Linked DNA regions of Mus musculus: region 1 is linked to region 2. Evidence: chromatin loops called from intact Hi-C (ENCODE). Cell type or tissue: left cerebral cortex. All regions are shown on one strand. Each heading gives the region's core, and the rest is flanking DNA. Links, peaks and the distances in the headings are about the cores only. Region 1 overlaps Sh3rf1 (SH3 domain containing ring finger 1). Region 2 holds the start of Cbr4 (carbonyl reductase 4).

Region 1 (2,815 bases), core at 275-2,774, 110 kb after region 2:
CTACGGACTTCCAATACACTAAGAACTGACTGCAGAGGGAAGACCATCACCTGGAGATATGGCACTTGGAATCACTGCCATGTCCTAAAAGCAGACAGAGGCCCTTTTTCACCAATGGACAGTCAAGGGGATGACAATGTCATATACAAGTGGCCACCAAAAGAAGTTACCTCAAACTTTGTGAGAAGAAGAACCCAGATCCTAAAATCAAAGTGTTGTAGGGAGACCTTCCATGTGAACGTGGAGAGGGGAGAGCCTGCCTCTGGCCTCTCTTTCTTGGCCTTCTGCGTCCCATGGCTGTGATTCCACCTGTGAGCTACCGATCTCCATCTTGTCCCCTTTCAGGAAGATTCCCAGATTCAACACTGGGTCCACCCAAAAGGGTAAGTCCTCATCTTCACAGTCCTTGATGCTAGCAAGGAAGCAGGAAGTGTGGGGCTGGGGTCAGGAGGAGGACATCTTTAAGGGCCCTTATTCAGCTCACCACCAGTACCTGTCAGTGCATCCCCTTAGCGAACTGAAGAGCACTGTTCTAAGTGACCGAGGACACTGCCCAAGCCCGAACATTTCAAACTATTAAGATTATTCTTTGAAAACACAAAGTCACACTTGTCCATCTGAGTACAAGTTTAACATAGTTAATGATAAACACTGAAGCAGATACCATTCGTTTTTAAAGTTAATGTTAATAGTTAATCAAATACTAACTTGTCAGCAGGCTCTGAAGTTTATTTCCTTATAAAGTTGTATTTACAGGCTTCTCCAGCCATTTAAGTAGAGCGACATACATTACCACCGAAGCCAGGTGGCTTAGAGCCCTGGGCCACAGCTTTATGGGAAACACACGGGATACTGAGCAAACTGTCAAAGCTGAGGTACAACCATCCAGACTTTATCCACGCTTAATCTCTATCAACTGTATTCTCGGCATCAACCACCTGTCGCCAAGCCTAGGCACATCGACATCTTTCAAAATGGCTTCCTACTCTATATATTTAAAGTCAAGTCCCAAAGGAAAGATGAGGCCTCCCCTATATTTCAGGCGCTCTCTCTCAAGGGACCCTGCTGATCTGTGGTTGAAAGTGCTATACAAGTAACTTTTTAAAAATTTGTTTTTTTTATCTTCTAGGTGTGTGTGTGTGTGTGTGTGTGTGTGTATGAGATACCCTGGAACTGGCATTACAAGCAGTTGTGAGCACTGGGTGTGATCTTGGGTCCCGTATGAGTGCAGTAAGGCTCTATACTGTTAACTTCTGAGCCACTTCTCTAACCCTGAGAATAGCATTTTTGATGGACAGTTTCCAACCTCTCACCCGTCAAAAAACATTTAAAAGAGGAATTGTCAAATAGCAAGAACACTGGACATGAAAATTTGAGGACAGCAAAATAATAAAAGAGTAAGTTACTTGAAGGGACAAAATTCCTCCTTTAGGTTTGGAAGGCTGCGAGCTGAGGTCGATTGAGTCCTACTCACTGTGGTCTCCTTATTACCCAGTAGGGGGCCTGATAATCCAAGGGTATTCAAAAATGAAGAAAAGCATAAGACTGAGACATCAGACTGGGGCAGTGCCCAGGTTTCTGCACCACCATATTCCTGGCATGTGGCACACGAACTTACCCATGGTAAGAACCCGAAGGGCCCGTGGAACAATGAGTCCTTTCACTGGCAAAAAAAAAAAAGTCAGGGAGTAACAGAGAGGAGAAGGAGGGGCTCTCACCTTACTGTCCTTGTCTGGTTTCCCAGCTGAACTGTTCCCACACGCTGATGCAGCACTCTCTGGAGATGTGGGGAGTCCAGGGAGGATGGTCACTGTGCGACCACTGGGCTCTGTCTCCAACACGGCACTGGTCATATTTGGGGAGGCCAGAGAAGCCCCTGCAGCGCAGGCCATGGGGGCATTGGTTCGACTGATGCTGACGGCAGCACCGTGGGCAGCAGGACCCGCCATTGGAGGCAGAGGTTGGGAGGCCAGAGAATGATGGGGCAGGCCCACGGATGCAGGACCGAGGCAGGCGGCATTCTGGACCTGGATGGGAGTCACTGCTGCCGTGGGGCGTTCCTGGCTATGTGCTGCAACTGAGGGTGACAGGAGGGAACACTCAGTGGCTTAGTAAACACTCTTACCAAAATGTGAGCCATCTCACCGTGGTAGACCATAATGAGAGGCAGCTACTGCCATTTATTGCAATAAAGAACAGGTGTAGGATAGCTTAACACACTTAACTCCTCCCTGGATCTCTGGATGCTACAGCTGAGGCTACTGAAGACTTGGAAGATATGCTGTCATCATTCCCCAAAGCCTTTTGGTTATGAATAATAACTTCCCACAGCATTAGAAACACAGGGCCAGTTTCTGATGGCTCGCCATGGCAACAAGCCACGGCGGTCTTAAGTCCTTTACCCATGATACATTTTTCTCTCTCCTCTCTCTTTGAGTACCTACTTTTCTTCACAATCGTTCAGATAGAAATCGCTTGCATTCATTTTACTCCACTGTTGTCACCCAAGACTCTTGGTAGGTTTCTAATGCTGCTGCAGAGTTAAGAAAGGCACTTGACTTCCCATCGAGTCTAAAATAGACCTGTGACTAAATTCGTCAAAAAATAACCAGCATGCTGCTTAGCCGAGAATCACGCAATAGTCACACAGCTAGGAAAAGTGAGACCGGAGGCAGGACCTTGACTGCAGAAGTCATGTTTCAAGTCCCCAAACACATTCTTCTGATACCTCAGGTCTCTTGGATTTGAACGAATGTGCAGGGTGCACTTAGCCCAAGAAGAGAGTTATAGAATGCCCGTTATGGTTTAGACATAC
Region 2 (2,815 bases), core at 80-2,579:
ACTCCCTGATCCCTATCACCAAACTCACGAAGTCACTGATGGGCTTGGGGAAGCAACCCTGACTTCAAAGTAAACATATTCCCTATCTGATAAGCTACCATATTAATATATATGCTCCTCAATTTATGATAGGGATACATCAAGATGAACCAACTATATGATGGAGAGCCGAAGAACAGGTAACTAGTACCACAGGGCAAGGTGGAGTATCTAGCAAACTGGAAGCAATGCTGACTGGCTAGGTGTTGAGGCTCGTGTTCACACCCAAGGTGAACAGATGTGTTCCCCTGTGTTCCCAGCACGGAGGAGGCAGAGACCAGCTCCTGATCCAAGGGAAACCTAGGCTGCGTAGTGAGACCCTATGTCCGAGAAAGCTGGATACCACACCGCAGGTTCAGAGTGTACTCTGTACTAAAGACATCACCGTCCCATCACAGTAAGGAGATCTCAGCAACTGGGAAGCTGAGACACGAGATCCACAAGTTCAAAGCCAGTGTGAGTTACATATCAAGGCTATTTCCACATAAGTAAAGAAATATAGTCGGCACCAGACACTCTTAGACCTACAAGATACCCAATGCTTTCCTGATAGTGACATGTATTTTTCTCCATTCTTCAAGTTGTCTTCTCCAAACGAGACTTAAACTTGCAATGCAATGACTAATCCGTTAATAACCTGGGGTTGGGGGGGGGGGGGCTGGAATAGGAATACAATCAAAGGGCCTGGGAAAACAAATTAGTAACTTACTAAAGTCATTGATGGGCTTGGAGAAGCAACCCTGACTTATCAAGAGTTTCTCTTTGAAATACTGTCGGGTGCCTTCGCAAAGGGCAAGAGCTCTCAGCAAAATGCAATCTAGCCATTTGTATCTGACTTCTCTACTTTCAGTATAATCGCGTCCATTCTCTCCTCCCAGAGGCCAGAGCAAGGCAGCTCTCAATATCAGCACTGGCCGCGGGGAAGGCAACTACTTGTCAGGGGTCCTTAGAATCTGCCTGGAGTAGGCGAGAGCCCCTGTGAGTGTTTGGTCATGGGGCACGAGCGATCTGGGGCGCAAACCCGGGTACATGGGCAGGGCCCGTGGACTGGAACTCAAGGACTTGCACCTTGGTCGCACGGCGAGGACACTTCCGGTACATACCGCCGAGCTCGCCGGCGGTGACTTTGGCCACTTCCAGGTTTCTGGAGACGATCGCCAGACGGTAACCCTTCTGGGCCATTAGCTGGGCTACCGCCCTGCCGATCCCCCGGGAGCCTCCAAAAACCGCACAGACTTTGTCCATCTTGGACCGCGGACCAGCAAGATGGATCCCTGAGACTCAGAACTTGTAATAAAAGACACAGCTACTGACAAAACCAGTATGCTCTCCTTTCAACAGACAACCCAGGCCACAAAACAAGGCGCGAGGATTAGACGTCAGTGCACACGGACTCTTCGAGGGTTGCATTGCATTCTGGGACTTGTAGTCCTTACTCTCTTGCACTTGTGAGCATTTTAGTAACTGCTGCTGGATGCCTATTCCCAAGCCTGGTTAGTTCTATGAGGGTAAATGTCCTGTCAAAGAGCACAAGCCGTGTGTGGTGGCTCAGGCCTGTTCACTCATCACTGTTCAAGGCCAGCCTGGTCTAGAGAGTGAGATCTTGTCTCAAAGACAGCAACAAAGAAAGAACACTGTGTAGAGGGATTCAATAAATGCTTGTACTCCTCTTTTTGAGGAAAAGACCTGCTATGTTACCCAGGCTGGCCTCAGATTCTCTATGATTCTCCTCCCTCAGCCTCCACAGAGCTGCTGGCATCTACAGGTATGGGCCTCCACGCTCTTCGACTGATCAGAATAGAGTAAAGATTAAAGAGCAAGCTTAGGTCATTATTGGCAATATTGGGTTCCTATACTCCTAAATAAGATATCCTGAGTGCTTTTTTTTTTTTTTTTAAGAAAAAGTTAGCTGGGCATGGTGGTGCATGCTTTTAATCCCACACTAAGGAGGCAGAGGCAGGTAAATCTCTTGAGTTGAAGACCAGATTGGTCTAGAGTTCCAGGACAGCCAGGGCTGCACAGAGAACTCTGTCTCAACCATGCCTCCCAAATAAACAGATAATAAATAAATAAATAAATAAATAAATAAATAAATAAATAAATGGCATGATTTGTTAGCATTCTAGTGTAAAGAGAACATTTCTTGACAGAATATTAGTGTACTAAATAAAAAAGTAGACCATAGTCCCTATTGGAGGTAGGGAGAATTCTGGAGCAACAGGACTAACTCACATAAAACTCTAATGGGCTAAATTGTTTATTAAAGTACAAAGTTGTATTAACACCAGAAATCAAAAGGCCAGTGAGGACTGAAGGCACAGCAAGCTGGCAAAGCCGGGTCTGAGTATTGATTTCTAAATTGGGGAGGGGTGGGGACCTACCAGAAAAGTTGCACATTAATTTTAAAGTTTTTCTTTTTCTTTTTTTTTTACCTTAAAGAGAATACTATATAGTTTATTAAGCAAAACATGAATGACCAGATTTATGTTGCTACAAATCCCATGTTCCAATGTTTTATGAAGTTTTTCATTGTAATAAAACAAAGCCATACATATTTTTAACCCATCAAGTCTAGCTAGTGGTGTGAGTGTGTGTGTGTGTGTGTGTGTGTGTGTGTTCCACTGGGTATTGGAGACAATCTTCAAATATGTTGGTTGTCAGAGAAGAAAGGTAAATACCAACTCAACTAAACACCCCTAGATCTACAATGACAATCTGCCCTGAATGTGACATGCCCATGCAATAGTTGTTGGTTACATAAACAATGTTTATGCAA

What was found. A loop is a pair of places that touch in the nucleus more often than their neighbours do. Peaks named below come from ENCODE experiments on the same cell type or tissue, not always from the same donor. Only the 100,000 strongest peaks of a DNase experiment are listed, where the experiment ranks them.
Region 1: it touches region 2 in a loop (2.1-fold over the local background); 8 of 42 quality-filtered maps call a loop at or near these places.

Annotation. Positions count from the first base shown.
Region 1 is chr8:61,373,271-61,376,085 of GRCm38, reverse strand. Sh3rf1 (SH3 domain containing ring finger 1) reads right to left here. Exons shown (of 12, transcript NM_021506.2): 10 at 1,719-2,077. Among named protein-coding and RNA genes, the nearest start is that of 5730405A17Rik, 53 kb to the left of the region's middle. In left cerebral cortex, for the core only: a CTCF peak has its summit at 1,472; a DNase peak (open chromatin) is centred at 2,579.
Region 2 is chr8:61,486,318-61,489,132 of GRCm38, reverse strand. It overlaps Cbr4 (carbonyl reductase 4), which reads right to left and starts at 1,399. Exons shown (of 5, transcript NM_145595.2): 1 at 1,143-1,399. The coding sequence starts at 1,284. In left cerebral cortex, for the core only: a CTCF peak has its summit at 1,151; DNase peaks (open chromatin) are centred at 1,186 and 1,401; H3K4me3 peaks cover 1,100 bases; H3K27ac peaks cover 1,033 bases.